Regions from separate parts of the Mus musculus genome. Here region 1 is linked to region 2. A link is a contact called in ENCODE Hi-C or POLR2A ChIA-PET data. All regions are on one chromosome and are shown on one strand. Each heading gives the region's core, a stretch centred on a gene start or an enhancer-like site at or near the end of the contact. The rest is flanking DNA. Distances are from core to core; before and after follow the strand shown. Region 1 holds the start of Tspo (translocator protein). Region 2 holds the start of Bik (BCL2-interacting killer).

What was found. A loop is a pair of places that touch in the nucleus more often than their neighbours do. ChIA-PET counts read pairs that join two places held with the same protein, here RNA polymerase II (POLR2A).
Region 1: a map of heart shows a loop between it and region 2 (2.7-fold over the local background). The contact joins the promoter of Tspo here to the promoter of Bik in region 2. A Hi-C loop is called at or near these places in 5 of 37 maps with a recorded cell type or tissue (all heart). POLR2A ChIA-PET finds 5 or more read pairs at or near these places in 4 of 5 experiments (Patski and embryonic stem cell).

The regions. Positions count from the first base shown.
Region 1 is chr15:83,559,789-83,567,349 of GRCm38, reverse strand. It overlaps Tspo (translocator protein), which reads right to left and starts at 3,777. Exons shown (of 4, transcript NM_009775.4): 1 at 3,706-3,777.
Region 2 is chr15:83,520,597-83,528,319 of GRCm38, reverse strand. It overlaps Bik (BCL2-interacting killer), which reads right to left and starts at 1,458. Exons shown (of 5, transcript NM_007546.2): 1 at 1,384-1,458.

The DNA of each region.
Region 1 (7,561 bases), core at 2,528-5,027, 37 kb before region 2:
CTGCATTTCTGCATTTTCCAAAGTTTAGACAAGAAACTGCACTGCCCCGCCCAGCACTGTAGCACATCTTGTAATCCCTCAGCACTGGGGCCCCAAGGCAGGAGGACTGCAAGCATGGGATACCAACATGGGATGCACAGAGGGACTTAGGAGGAAAAGAAGGAGGGAGAAGTAGTGTCCCTACTTAAGGTCACTGCTCCACCTTGCCAAGTCCCCTTCACAGTACCACTCCTGTTCCATGGCCTGGGGACACCTGTTAGTGTTTTCAGTTGGTTTTGTTGTTGTTTGTTTGTTCCAAGCTAGCCTGGAACTCCATAGCCCAGGCTAAGCCTTGAATGCATGACCATCCTACTTCAGCCTCCCAGCTCCTGAGGGCTCAGATTACAGACCTGCAGGCCTGCACTGCTACAGCCTGGTTTATACTATTGCTCCCTCCTCCCTTCCCCCCTCCCCCCTCCCCCTCCCCCTTCCCCTCTCCTTCCCCTTCTGTCCTCCCCTCTCTCTCCCCTCCTTCCTCTAAGATTTATTTATTTATTTTATGTATATGAGTACACTGTTGCTGTCTTCAGACACACCAGAAGAGGGCATCGGATCCCATTACAAATGGTTGTGAACTATCATGTGTTTGCTGGGAACTGAACTCAGCACCCCTGGAAGAGCAGTCAATGCTCTTAACTGCTGAGCCATCTCTCTCTAGCCAGCCTCTTCTCTCTCTCTCTCTCAATTCACTCTGTAGTCCAGGCTGGCCTTGAACTCAGAAATCCACCTGCCTCTGCCTCCCAAGTGCTGGGATTAAAGGCATGTGCCACCACTGCCTGGCTCTCCTCTCTTAATAGGGGCACAAAGATATTCACCATGTAGCCCAGACCAGCCTCAAACTGATAGTCGTCCTCTTACTTCAGCCTCCCGGGCAAGCACCACCACTGCAGACAACAGGTTTTAGTAATTTAGCTGAAAGTCCCCAAACGTAAAGTAGCAATCACACAAGTCAATGATGTTGCTGTCTCCCCAGCCATTGACACCAAGTTCCAAACGTGTGCATTTCCCACAAAGAAACCAATGCCTACTGGGCACTTGTTTCTTGTGCCAACCCAGCCCTGCCCTTCCTCATGACCAGCAAGTCCCTTAGGTCCCTCAGAAGCTGCCTTTCCTGAACACTCCCTAGCGGGTCAGAGCCTGTGTGTGGCTGGCTTCCTTCCTGGGAACCCTCCCTGCCTTAGAGGTTTGCCAGCCTTACGCCCCACAGTAGTACCTCTTCCCTCTTGCCATGGCTTTGAAGGAGAAAGTGCTCTCATGACAGCTATGCGCCAGGGGTGGGAGCAAGGGGGGCATTCTCTGTGTCTGGGAAGTTCTTAAACAGGACCAACCAATGTTTCAGAGTCCATCAAGTCTCCCATTATAGTGTGGTGGCTGTCCCAAAGACATACCATAAGGACAGGATCTAGGGACAGGACACTGGACCCCAGGTTTCTACTCCCACCCTCTAGCCGCCCTGGAAGGCAAGACTATCTTTATGCTCTGCTTCACTAAGGGGATCAAAGGGAGGGCCCCCTATTTCCATCCAAAGTCACAAAACAGGACAGTCACCACCCCACTTGAAACTGAAGGAGAAAGTTGGGCCAGGGACCTTCCAGGGACTTCTTGGAGACTGCCCAGTTCCTGAGTCACCCACACAGAGGGGTGGTAGACAGGCAGGGGTGGGGCCCATAAAGCTGAGTCACCCCTCGGCTAGACTGAGCTGGGCAGGAGATCAGCTCAGGGTGGAATCCCAGGATAGTATAGAGTGCAGGACGGAGATACTCAGAGGGGCAAAGCCACCCACTCACCCTTTATTTCGGTCTCTTCTAGAAGACATGTAACATCCTAAGCTTCACCCTGTCACCAGCTTGCTCAGGGTCCTTGGGGTGTTCCAGGAAGGAAGGACAGAACACCAAGACCTCCCTGGAAAACTCCACCCAGGGTTGTGACTATCAGTTCAGGGACCACTCAGCTGCTTCCTCTAGGGGAGGAGGAGATGGCTACCTTTTCATTTCCAGAGAGCATCTTGGACAGAAGAATAAGGACTAGACAGAGGAGAGTATGGTAGTAGGCCTTCTCGATGGTCACCACCCCAGGGCCTCAGTAAAGGAGCCAAGCCTTACTCAAAGGCACTCACTCACTCAGTCAAACCTTCATGTACTCCCCACAGCAGCCACAGGGCAGGGGTCAGCCACCTCTCTTTGATCCACAGTCCCCAGAAAGGGTTTATTGCTAGTGTCACCTTCCAGGTAAAGAAACTGATATGGGGCTGGAGAGATGGCTCAGGGGTTAAGAGCACTGACTGCTCTTCCAGATGTCCTGAGTTCAAATCCCAGCAACCATACAGTGGCTCACAACCATCTGTAATGAGATCGGATGCCCTCTTCTGGTGTTTGAAGACAGCTACAGTGTACTTACATATAATAAATAAATAAATCTTTAAAAAAAAAAGAAGGAAAGAAAGGAAAGAAAGAAAGAAAGAAAGAAAGAAACTGATGGGGAAACTGTAGAACATTCCAGGTTGGTATCTCTACATCCACAATGACACTCGGCCACTCTCGGTCACCTTCCCTTGGGATACAATGCCCTGGGCAAGGATCAGGTCCACAGGCTGTCTCTCTTCTCAGTGTCTGATGGACACAGGCCAACAGCATCGCCCTCTCCATACTTAGCACCATCACTCCATAGAGCTTCGGGCCCCACCTCTTAGTAGGACAGCCAGAAAGGATGCCTGAGCCCTCCTTCTCCTAGGCTGCTATCTGTGAAGCTAGGTCAGAGCCAATGGGCCTGGGGTACCTGTTGCCCTGGGGCTTCCCTAGAGACTATGACCCAGAAACAGAAGGGAGCCGGCCACGCCCTCTTCCGTCCACTGCGTGAAGCTCCTCCCATCCTTGAGCTTTCCTTCCAGCAAAGCCGTTTCTGTCCCGAGGAATTTTAGGACTTTTTGTTTTTAACGAACTTGCAAATCCTCCTTATACCTTTTGCCAGCTTTTCTCATTCTGAAAGTAATCATCGCGCCAGCAACAGGTCAGTTAGGACCGGCAGGAACTGGTCACCATGAGGTCTGGGGTGTGGGGAAATGGCGTGGCGGAGTGGCAACTTTATCAAACAAAACTGGCTTTCAAGGCGCCGCTTGCACAACCCCCTAACAAGGGGAACACAAACAGAAGCCGAAAACTCCGATCAGAGAAAAGCTTAAAAAGCAAGCCTGCTGTCTGTCGGCCTCACCCCTCAGGTACCTACCACTATCAAGAGTTTCTAGACGCTGGCGGGTCTCAGCCCTGAGACGGCCAGGCACACACACGCAGTACCCAAGTTCACAAATCACTACGCAGGAGAAGCGTCCACACCACACATGCAGGCTTTGATCTCAAAGCAGGCTTAGGCAGCTGCCGCTCAAATCCTGGCTCCTGGGCTTTGCATAGTCTCGGTTTCCCACGGATCCCAGAACTCCTCTGCAGGGGAAGCAGGATTCCCAGCAGCCAGAGGCTATCTCCTCTTCCCGCCCAGCTGCCTCCAGCTGCAGCAGCCAACTCCTGCCTCACCGAGGTAGGCACAGGACATTGGCCGCTGTCCCCAAAGGCCAAACACCCTCAGCCTCAGCAGCACATCCTCGGGAGGAGTCCCTCCCGCTTGGACCTGGCCTCAGTTTCCCTTTTGGCTCCCCGCCGTCAGGGTCTCACGTACCCACAGCCCCGCTCACGCAGTCGCTGGTTGTTCCGTGAAGGACACTGCGCACAGAGGTTGGTAGCCGCTGACCCCGCCTCGCCCCGCCCCGCCCTGCGCCGCACCCGGAGGCACCCTGCCTTCCCAGGCCCGCCCTCAACCAGGCACCCCTCTTTTTTTCTCTCCTCATCGTGGGCCTGGACACAGAGGGGAGAGATGCATCGCAGACAGGCAGACAACGAATGCCACAGAGGTGGCACATGTTTGTATTTCACACCGAGACAGGAGGATGACAGTGAGCTCGCAGTCAGTCTGAGCTGCGTATTATATTCCCCCCCCCCCCCCCACTGTGCCTGGCTGAATTCTACCTATCATCTTATCCGTATTTTGTGTTTTTTGTTTGTTTGTTTATTTGTTTGTTTGTTTTAATGAGGGACTTGGGATATAGTTCCATTGTGGAGTACTTTCTGTGCACGCAAAGGCCCCTGAGTTTCAATCCCCAGCACTGCCCAAAATAAAGGAAAACAAAACTAACCGCTTTCTGCCTCTTGTGTTAGTAAGGCCCTAGGCGCTATGCCTGGCCACACCCACTTGCTGGCAGCCCTCAACCTCTTCCTGTGAGTCAATTAGAGTAGGCTGGCTGGGCAAGGAGCCCCACCAATCTGCCTGTTTCAACCTCCTGGGCCCTGGGATTATAACTGTGTACTACTATACCCAGGGTTTTAACACAGGTTCTGGAAATGAAACTCAGATCCTGGTGTCTGCAAGGTAAAGGTGAGCATGCGACCCACTAAGGTATCGTCCCAGTCCCGGGCTTCCTGTTCTTAACCAGCAGCACAGCAGCCGAAGGCGGTCTGATTGAGACATCTCTCAGCACACCTCTGCAGCCTTGCCAATCCCTGCGGCAACGGCTCTACATGCCTTGTACGTGCCTACAGCTTTTCAGTCTCTCTGCGCCCCTCTGGCGTACCCTTGTCTGCCTCCTGGATAGGTTTCACGTCCTATTGTGTATTTGCAAAGGATTGACTGTCACCGGGAAGGGGGAGAGGGAGCTGGGGGAGGGGATCTATGGTGGAAATTTAGTCCCCGTTGTGAAGAATCAAGAGGTGAAACCAAGTGGGACCAGGTGGACCTTGAGGTGACTATGTCCCAAGGATTCACGGTGTGGCCCCTATCCATTCACGATTCATTCAGGAATAGATCCATCGGTTATCCTGAGTGTAGGTCTGGTATCAAAGCCAGCCAGTGCAGGTTCTCGGATAGGGCCCCTCTTGTCAGATGAAGCCCTACATCCCTTGGATTCTGTAGAGAGTCTCCACCAGCAAGGAGGCTCTTGTGAGATGCAGCTTCTGACCTTGAACTTTACAACCCTGAGGACGGTAACTTGTACTCTATATAAATGGCCCAGTATGTCATTCAGTGATAGAAACAGAAAACTAACTGAAGCATCTTCCCTCTCAGTGGCTCATTTTGTCTAGGTTGGCTAGTCCTCCTAGAGCTCTTGCCAGAGTCCCTCTGTCCTTCAGATCCTTGGAAGTGGGTTGTGGTCCAGCGGCCTCATGCTGTGTGTTATGACATCAGTATGCAACTGTATACATCTCTGGCGCACTCGACTGTTGTTGCTACTACCTTCTTGCTACAGCCTGTGGATGTAAATTTGGGCTGCAAAGATTTGAAATTTTACAAGCACAGCCTCCTATGTGAGTTTAAACTTAGTCCACTGAGCCAGCAATCAAAGGACCTGACCTTTTTATTTTTTGTTTTACACGTGTGGGTATCTTACCACATATATGTATGCGTACCATGTCTGTGCCTGGTGCCCACAGAGGTCAGAAGAGGGCCTTGGACATCCTAGAACTAAAGTTAAGAGATGGTTGTGAGAGCTGGGCGTGGTGGCGCACACCTTTAATCCCAGCACTTGGGAGGCAGAGGTAGGTGAATTTCTGAGTTCGACATCACCCTGGTCTACAGAGTGAGTTCCAGGACAGCCAGGGCTACACAGAGAAACCCTGTCTCAAAACAAACAAACAAACAAACAAACAAACAAACAAACAAACAGATGGTTGTAAGAATTGAACCCAGCTCCTCTGGAAGAGCAGCTAGTACTCCTAACTGCTGAGCCATTTCTCCAGCTCCCATTTTTGTTTAATCTTTATTTTTGGAGTCTCCTGTATAATCCAGGCTGGCTTTGAACCCATGATCCTGACTTCTCAAGTGCTGGGGATACAGACATGCACCATCATGCCTGGCTTCCACAGCCCTGACAGTGTGGAAGGCCTCATTGTTACTTTTCAGACCTGAATTTTTTTTTTTTTTTAACAGTTTCTCGTCTTTCGTTTCCTCACTTCTCTTTCTGGAATGCCTGTCACTCAAGGCCCTGGACTTCCCGTGTTGCTCTTCTCGCTCTCTGTTCTTGCTTAGTTCTTCTGTTTCCCTTCTTTAGTCCTCCCCCTCCCCCCAGTGGTTTCTTCTGGACTCCACTGAGGGTTTCAATTCTGCCCAGCCGTTTGCTGTCAATCACTGCCCATTTTTATCTCAGAACCCCACTGTCCTACCTCCTGAAGAGATCAGTGATATTCTTTTAATTACCTTTTTGTAACATTCATTTATTTTGTACATGAGGTCAGTGGAGAGCTTGCCAGATGTGGTTTTCTCCTCCCATCATGTAGGTTCCAAGGACCAAATTCAGGGTTTCTGGCTTAGTAGCAAGCACCCTTACCCACAGAGCCGTCTTACTGGCCCTAAAGTTAATATTTAAAAACTGTTGTTTTCTTCTTTCCTCAGCTTCCAAAATCTATATGTTAGCTTTCTTTTCTGCCCATCAGAGGCTTTTCTTAGATGCATGGGAGTCCTTGGATGTCTTATCCCAATTTAAAAAATGTACAGGGCTGGTGAGATGGCTCAGTGGGTAAGAGCACCCGACTGTTCTTCCGAAGGTCCAGAGTTCAAATCCCAGCAACCACATGGTGGCTCACAACCATCTGTAATGAGATCTGACTCCCTCTTCTGGTGTCTGAAGACAGCTACAGTGTACTTACATATAATAAATAAATAAATCTTTAAAAAAAAAAATGTACAAAAGCTGGGCATCAGGAGATAGGCAGGTGGATCTCTGAGTTCAAGGCCAGCCTAGTCTACAAAGCTAGTTCCAGGACAGCCAGAGATACACAGAGAAACCCTATCCAGAAAAAGCCTGATGATCACCATCATCATCACCACCACCACCATCATCATCATCATCAAAGAAAAAAAATAAGCCTGTGGGTGATTGTTGTTCAGTAGTTGGGGTTCGCTCTTCTGGAACATCCGTGACGTCGGGGTTTTCCTTCTGAAATGTTTAGCATTTGCCATGGTTCCCCAGTCCTTTACTTGGAGGATAGGGGTCTGACTTTAACATTCCAGGAGCTTTCTGAAGCAGCACACTGGAGTGGGTCTCTAGAGTCAGCATTCACTGTGAGCCTGTTCCAAAGGAACCCCGGATTCCTGCCCCACCTTTCCCTTGATTTTCCCAAACTGAAGCTCAGATGATTCCAGGGACCAGTGGCTGGGGAGAGGTGAAGGCTCAAGGATCTAATCTTTTTTATTTCAAGGATATATTCAAATAGATTTGCACTTTCTTTCTCCCTCATTTCTAGAAGGAGCTGCTACTGCACACAGCTAAGCTTTAAAGGATGCTGTTAAAGGAATGAGACCTGGCTTTTGGGTTAGTTAGTTGGTTGGTTGGTTGGTTAGTTAGTTGGCTGGTTGGTTAGTTAGTTAGTTAGTTAGTTTGTTTGTTTGTTTGTTTGTTTCAAGACAGGGTTTCTCTGTGTAGCCCTGGCTGTCCTGGAGCTCACTCTGTAGACCAGGCTGGCCTTGAACTAGAGATCCACCTGCC
Region 2 (7,723 bases), core at 209-2,708:
GCTACATGAAACTTTGCCTCAAAACAAAACAAAGAAAGTCTCAAATCCTGGAGTATAGAGGGGAGAAAATTGGCAGGGTGGAGTGAGAGATGTGGGGAGGGGCAAGGCTGGGAGGTCACGAGTGCCACCTGCCCTAGGCAGGACACTAGATCCAAAAGCAGCCAAGGACCCCAGGTGACCCTTAGGTGTATACTTGTAAAGGAGCAACAGTAAACATGCCCCAACCTAGTGGAAATCAAGGTAGCATTGCCGAGCTACTCAGCCACTTCTTGGGAAAGGTCCCTCCCCACCAGGCTAAACCACAACGCAGTTTACAAACTCAACAAACTGAGGTCCAGAATGGTGGAGGAGCCTGTAGAAAGCTACACAGTCAGAACAGAAAGTAGGTCACAGGTAGAGAGGTTGGTGTGGCCTCTAAGAAAGCCCTCCAGGCTTTGAAGGAGCCAGCTCTATGTAGCTGTTGGGACATAAGCCTATCTGAAATGAGGCCTGCTTCCCTGAGGTTAAAATTAAGGTTCACTGACAACTCCCCCATCCCCCAAAGTAGGTAGGAGACCAGCCTTCTTGAGAGCTGCAGCTGGCTCCAAACCCCTGTAACAGTGTTATCACCTGCATCAACGCCAACAACAATAAACAACACTTTGTAGGGGTGGTTCAGTACACTTCAGAACAGCAATTAAGTTTATAAAACAACCTGCATCCGCATCCTGAAGGCCACAAGGTGGAAAAGTGACACAAGTATTGAACCCCCAGTGCTGGTTGTGGCTGGTACACCGGCGACCTTGCCGGCCCCTCGGATGCACTCCCAGTCCCTGCGCCTGGGCGCAGGCAGGTGGCTAGGAGCTTCGGGGAAATGATGGTCTGAACTACCCAGGTCGCCTAAGAAGGCCCTTCTGCTGCCCCTCGAAGACCTATATCCCCGGGTCCCAGAGAGGACAGATGCGAAGCTGGATTCTGTCGGGAACAGGTGTGAATTACCAGGTCGCGGCAGGGACGGTGCGAATCCCAGGATCCCCGAGGGAGGGACAGATGCGAACTCTCCGGTCCTCGCGGAGACAGGTGCCGACGCCATCTTCCGCCTGCGGCCCGGGCTCAGCCTGGCCGCCCTACTGTGGCAGTGCCGCGCCCTGGTCTCAAGCTGCTCCCCCTAAGTTTTCGACAACCAGGGCACAGCGACAACGAAGGCCACTTGCTCAGCGCGCCCTAGAACCAGGACACAAGGGCCACCCCAGTGCATGGACGCACAGCGAGACACGCGGACCAGACTAGCACCTTCTGGGGTGTCAGACGCAGAGGGGACGTTTCAGAGCCGGGGCCACCGAGGGATTTGGGCACGGGTCCCCAACTTTCCAGCAACTTGGGCTAGGGCTGCAAGACGCTTACCTGCCAAGCTGAGCTGGCGTAGCGGCGGGCGAACTGCCCGAACACCCTCTCGGCTGGGACGCCGGTGGCGGAGTCGGGGGCGCTGGCTGGAGGCGGGTTATTGTGAGCGGCGGGCTGGACCCTGATAGGTGGCCGCGCCCTCCCCGTCCCGCCCCTTTAACTCCTCCCTCCGGGGCTCCAAATCCCCGGTCCCAATAAGTAGCTACAGAACCCCTGTTTTAAAGTCGTTAGCTTGCAGACATTCCTCTGTCGCCTGTAGACCTGCTACTGTGTCCCCGCCAGTGCGTCTGCGAGTGTGCTTTCCGCAGACGCCGCCTCTGCCATCGCCGCGGCCAAACCTTAGCAAGGGCTGTCTACTTGGTCCTCATAGTACTCCTAAAGGCTTGGTGCTTCTGTGGCTTCCCTTTGCTCCCGCCTGCTACAAGTTCCGCACTGCACCTCCAAATCTCCCCCTTTCCCCTCTCTCTTCTCTCCCGGTGTATAGGGAGCTCTCCCAGCCCTCCTTTTGGCGAAGACTTAGGGTGAAGGAGAGGATCGGTAGGAGGTGAAATCTAGAATTACAGGTGAAGTGGGAGGAGTTCAGTCTCCAGTGCCCTGGAGCAGGGGCTCCGAGGTGAGTAAAGATGGAGCACTGGCCGAATTACAAAGTAACCACTATCTATACAACAACAAAACTTGTTTATCCCAAGTCAGCTCCTCTCGGGATAGCAGAGGTCAGAATCTGGGGCAGGTGCCTCCTACTGCGTGCTTTGTCAAGTAGTCAGCTGGACTCTTCCCTCTCCTGTCAGGAGAGGGGTGGTGATATTTGGGGTTCCTTAAATCTTCTCCTGACACGGGAAGGCAGCCCCTCCCCCCACATGTTAGAAGGTCCTCGGCAGAATTTAATCTTAGAGGCCTTCCAATCCTGCCACTCAGATCTTTCCAGTTCTGTGGTCCTTCTGTCACCTCCAAGCCCAGAAGCAAATTGAACCCTGATCTTTGGCCATTAGCCATCAGGGATTGTCACAACCTGGAGTTGGGGGCAGGGGACCTTGAAGCCTCTCTGCCAATACATTTTGCAGATGAATTTGCAGAAAATTGAGACTGAGAGAAGAGAGGCAGTGACAAGGGGTCTCACAGTCCAGAAAGACCTGACCGGTCAGCAGATGCGTTCTGTAAACAGTAGACAAGGTGGAGGAAGGAGGCCAGTTTGAGGTCAGATGGGGACTTAGGGGCCCAGGGGAGGGGGTGAGTGAAAATATTTAGCCTGCAAGATCCCCAAGGCAACAGGCTGATCAAATGGGAGGCTAGCACAGTGACTCAATCCCTGAACGGCCTGCCGCTGGGGAGACTAGGAAGTTGGGTAGGTTCCGGGCAATATAGCAAGAATTCATTATTTGGAGGGGTTTGTTTATTTGTTCGTTTGCTTTTTCAAGACAGGGCTTCTCTGTGTAGCCCTGGCTTTTCTGGAACTCACAGAGATGTGCCAGCCCCAGCCTCCCTAGTGCTGGGTTTAAAAGCATGCACCAACCACTACTACCACCAGGCTGAGAATCCATGTCTCAAATTACAAAGAAAAACTGGGTGTGTTGATACCCCTGTCATCTCAGGTTTGGGAAGTTGAAGCCGGGAGGCCAAGGCGTTCAAGGCTACATACACAGTTTTCCAGTGAGTTCCAGGAGAGCCTGGGGTACAAGAGACCCTGTCTAAAATAAATTAAAAGAAAGAGAGACAAATGAAGGGAAATGGGGCAAAATCACTTAAATAAGAGTGCGCCTTCCTGTTAGTGCTCCATAATTGGGTCAGATGCAAGAAGTAATACAAGTGGTGACAATGGGGACCGCCACCTTCTGTCCCCAGGGCTCACATTTGCTCTTCTCTTCCCTTCTTTTGAAACATTTATTCATTCATTCTGTTGGAGAGGGGACTATGTGTGTGAAGGTCAGAAGACAACCCTCAGAGGTCAGTTTTCTCCTTCACCATGTAGATCCCGTGTTCTGTCCCTGAGCCACTAGGCTATGCACCCTGCTCCCTGAGAGGACCATACTCAGGGACTTGCCCCTTTCTTCTCTAGTGGCCTCAATCTACAGGTGCTGCTCACAGCTACCTCTGGATCCTCATAACCCCACTGCCTTCTGTGCCTGAGATCACTTGTGTCTATGATCCAGCTGACACAGACTTCAAGCCAAGTTTTGGCCTCGAGTTGTCTTTGGATCCTTTGTTTAACAAATACTGGTAGAGTCTGGTGCAGTGGCACCGGCAATCCACATTCTACAAACTGAGGCAGGAGGAATGAGAGTTTCAGCCAGCCTGGGGTACATAGTGAAACCCCCTGCCTTAAACTTGAAGAATGGGGGATTGGGGTATAGCTTAGTTGGTGGAGTGCATACCTTCTACTGGACCTGCCAGTCACTAATGGAGCTAGCCAGCCATGCCAGGGATCTCACTGTCCCCGACTCCCCAACACAGAGGTTCAAGCCAGCACTGCCACACAGGTCTCTACATGGGTGCTGGGATTGAATTTAACAATGGCTTTTCAGGCTGAGCTCTCTCCTTTGCACCACGGTTACATTTACATGAAGTCTGAAACAAGGCAAAGGTCATCTATGGAGAGAAGGGAAAATAATGGAGGCAGGAGTTAGTGAAAAGGGGGCACAAGAGAGCTTCTTGGGTGACAGAACTGAGGTTATCGGCACACACACACACACAGTTTGCCATGCACTGAGTCAGACGCTTACCATCTGTGCGAGTTTTGGTAAGGAAACCAAAAATCAATACGAACTAGAATCTAAGTCCACAAAGGACAACAGAGCAGGCTCGGAAGGTTAAGCAATGAGGATCACCAAGCTCCAGACTGACAGCTGCCAGGAGGGTTGACTAGCTGAGACCATGTTGCTCTCTGGACAAGGCCAGCTTCACTGGTGACAAAAAGAATCGTCACTGAAGACAGTCCTGGCAGAATAGACAATGCAGCTTGCTTAGCCCGGTGGCATGGGTATTTAAAAGCAATTTAATTTAGACACATGTCAGGCCAGAGAACCAGTGGCTGGGGTGACCGAAATAACCTGTTTTGGAGTGTGCGGCTTGTCAGGGGATGGAGAACAGACTTCCACTCTGTCAGACAATTCCAGGAATCCAGGGTCCTGAGATAGCTGGCCCTGCAGCACCGTGGAGGCCTTGAGCAGCAGCAGGCTGTGGCTGTCCCCTGGTTATCATTCAAGTCAGGTCCGGTGGGAGGCAGTGGACCCACGCGGTGCAGACAGGAAGAAGCCCCAGCCCCGTGGACTCTCCTCCCATCCAGAAATAACATCCTTTGACAGGCAGCTTATCAGTGTGATAGCAGGTTTTCTCAAAAAAACAATTACAGCTCCCAGAAACCCACCATTCACCTTCAGCAGGAATGGACAGTGAAGGCTGGACACATGTCTGCTCACTCTCAGGGCACCCTGAGAAGGGCCTCTTCTGGCCCAGCTCCCTCTTCTCGGCCTAAGAAGGCAGGTCCTGTGAGCCGGTTTCCTCTGCTGCATCCACAAAGGGCCCTAAGCAGGGATCTGTCTCACAGTGGAGAGACCTTTGTTTTATCCAGCCTCACAGCCCTGTTATCGCTGCGTCACACAGGGACACCAGGTCAGGCAAGGTCACCCGCAAGGTTCCACAGGAGACACGAGCTGGCTTGTCATCCCCAGCCCATTGGGCTTTCCTTTCTCGGTTGCTGCTTCTCCTGCCTCAAAGAATGAAGAGAACCAAGAGGGAGGTTGGGGGTGGGGAGGTGGAGGATGGGTGGGGTGGGGTGGAGAGTGCGGAGTGGGGGGCATTTATGGATTTTTTTTTCCTCTCACAGGAAATCATCAATTTTTTTTTCCTTTAAAGTTCTGCAGGCACGTCTTTTCCTCTGGGGAAATTAATATGCTACTGTGTTCCCCTGAAGTGCAAAAAGAAATGTAGATAAAGCTTTATTATACATTCTGTATATGTATGCATAAGTATAGGTGCATGGGTATAGAAGCCAGAGTAGACTATCCTCTGTAAGTGTAACTTTTTTTTCTTTTTTCTTTTAGTTTTTTGAGACAGGGTTTCTCTGTGTAGCCCTAGCTGTCCTGGAACTCAGGCTGGCCTTGAACTCAGAAATCCACTTGCCTCTGCCTCCCAAGTGCTGGGATTAAAGGAGTGTGCCACCACTGCCCAACAAATACATTTTTTTAATATTTAGAAGATATTCTGAGACACGGAGATTAAGGTGGAATTAAAGGCATGCACCACCACTGCCCAGCAAAAATGTAACTTTTATTCTCCGGCTCCTTGCTATCTCCGAGGCTTGCTGCCTCCATCTGCTAACCAAGGCCTAGTCCTGGAAGCTCCTAGCCTCCATACAATCTAATCTAGGCCTAGAATGTTTTCAGCCTCTGAGACTTACTGCTGAATAAGCTCACCCCTTCCCAGTTAGTGCTTTCTGAGCTCTGGCTGGTTCAACTCCGCTGTTCTGGGTCAAAACTCTTCAATCTGGTTTCTCTGGGCTTCTCCTGAATGCTCTGCTTGACCTCAGTCTAACCCTGGCAATCTGTTCTAATCTTCTGTCTCCTGCTTCCTCTCTGGCTCATTCTATCCTCCCCTGTGTCTAGCTCTTCTCTCTCTGCTGGGGTTAAAGGCCACCACTGTCTGGCTAGTTTCTCACCTCTGTGACAAAATGCTCTAAAAGCAACTTAAGGGAGGAAAGTTGCTCACAGTTCCGGGAGGGGGGGCGGGGCATGAAGATGGGAATGTGGTAGCAGGCATGAAGGGCAAGGTGACCAGAGGAGGAGGAGCAGGAAGAAGGCTCCTCCTCCATCTGCCCTCAGGAAGAGGACTGTAATGAAGACAGCTTTGCTGTCCAGCCCTCATTCTCCCTTTATACCATCCACGATCCCAGCCAGGGATTGATGCCTTGCCCATTAATCTAACTAAGACAACCTCCACTAGCATGCCCAGAGACCCATCTCCCAGGTGACTGTCAATTCTGTAAAATTGACATTTAACATTATCATACGAGATATTTCAGGTGAGTGAGTGGGAAGGTCACTGGAGCAAGGATAGGAAATCCCAAGTGTGGGCACTCCTCCGGAGACACGAGTCTCTCAGGGCTGGAGAGGTGATGGAGCAGGTAAAGAGATAGATACTATGCTACTTATACAGAGGTCATGTGCTTGGTTCTCAACACCTGGTACCCAACGACCTCTAACTCCAGCTCCCACGGGATCTGCTGCTTTTTTCTGGCCTCTGAGGGTACATGCATGCATGTACATGTGTGTACACACACACACACACAGAGAGACACAGAGAGACAGAGAAAAGTAAGAGAGAGAGAGAGCGGGGAGCACACAATTTGGGAGGTTTGGGTTCTACAGGGTTTCTCTGTGTAGCTCTGGCTGTCCTGGAACTCACTCTGTAGACCAGGCTGGACTCGAACTCAGAGAGATCCGTTTGACTCTGCCTCCCGAGTGCTGGGGTTAAAGGTATGTGCCCCTACTGCTCTGCTGAGATTTTTTTCTTCCTTTAAAGAAAACAAGGCTGGTCTGGTGCTTTGCCTGAGGAAGGTGCCACTGTCACTCACAATTCTATGTGTCCTTGACAAGCCCTCCTCCTGGGCTGAGCAGGGGTGTGTGGAGTTGAGAGAGCTTGAGCAGGCGAGTCCTAAGGAGGCCTGTGTTGGGCCCTGGGCTGTCTGGTTTCATGTCAGCCTGACACAAACTAGAGCCTTTTGGAAGACTCCCCATCAGATTGGCTTGTGGTCAAGCCCGGGTTGGCATTTTCTTGATTGACAATTAAGTGTGTGAGCACCAAGTTCTCTGTTGGCAGTGCCATCCTCGGACTGGTGGTTCTGAGGACTATGAGAAAGCAGGTTGAGCAAACCGTGAGGGTCAATACACTAAGCAGCGCTCTTCCAAGGCTTCTGCATCAGCTCCTGCCTTCAGGCTCTGCTTGAGTTCTGGCACGGACTTCCCTGGATAATGGGCTCATAAGTCATAGGGCAAAATAAGCCTTAAAAAAAAATCACAGCAGTAGAAACCCTAACTAATACAGGTCCAGACAGCCTGGAAGCTGCTGGCTCTACCTGCTGGCTCTCCTGCCTTCAGGGGCTAAGCATGGTTGCAAAGCCCGACCTTGTCACTTTTCTTTCTCCTTTGTATCCTGTCACACCATGTCACAGCCTAATGTCAGAGTTGATGTCACAGGGGTTTGGCTTCCTTGCACAGCTCTCGTCTGAGCTCATCAATGTGTGGCTCCCAACTTCTAGGTCCCTGTCTTACTTAGGGTTTTACTGCTGTGAACAGACACCATGACCAAGGCAAGTCTTATAAAGGACAACATTTAATTGAGGCTACCT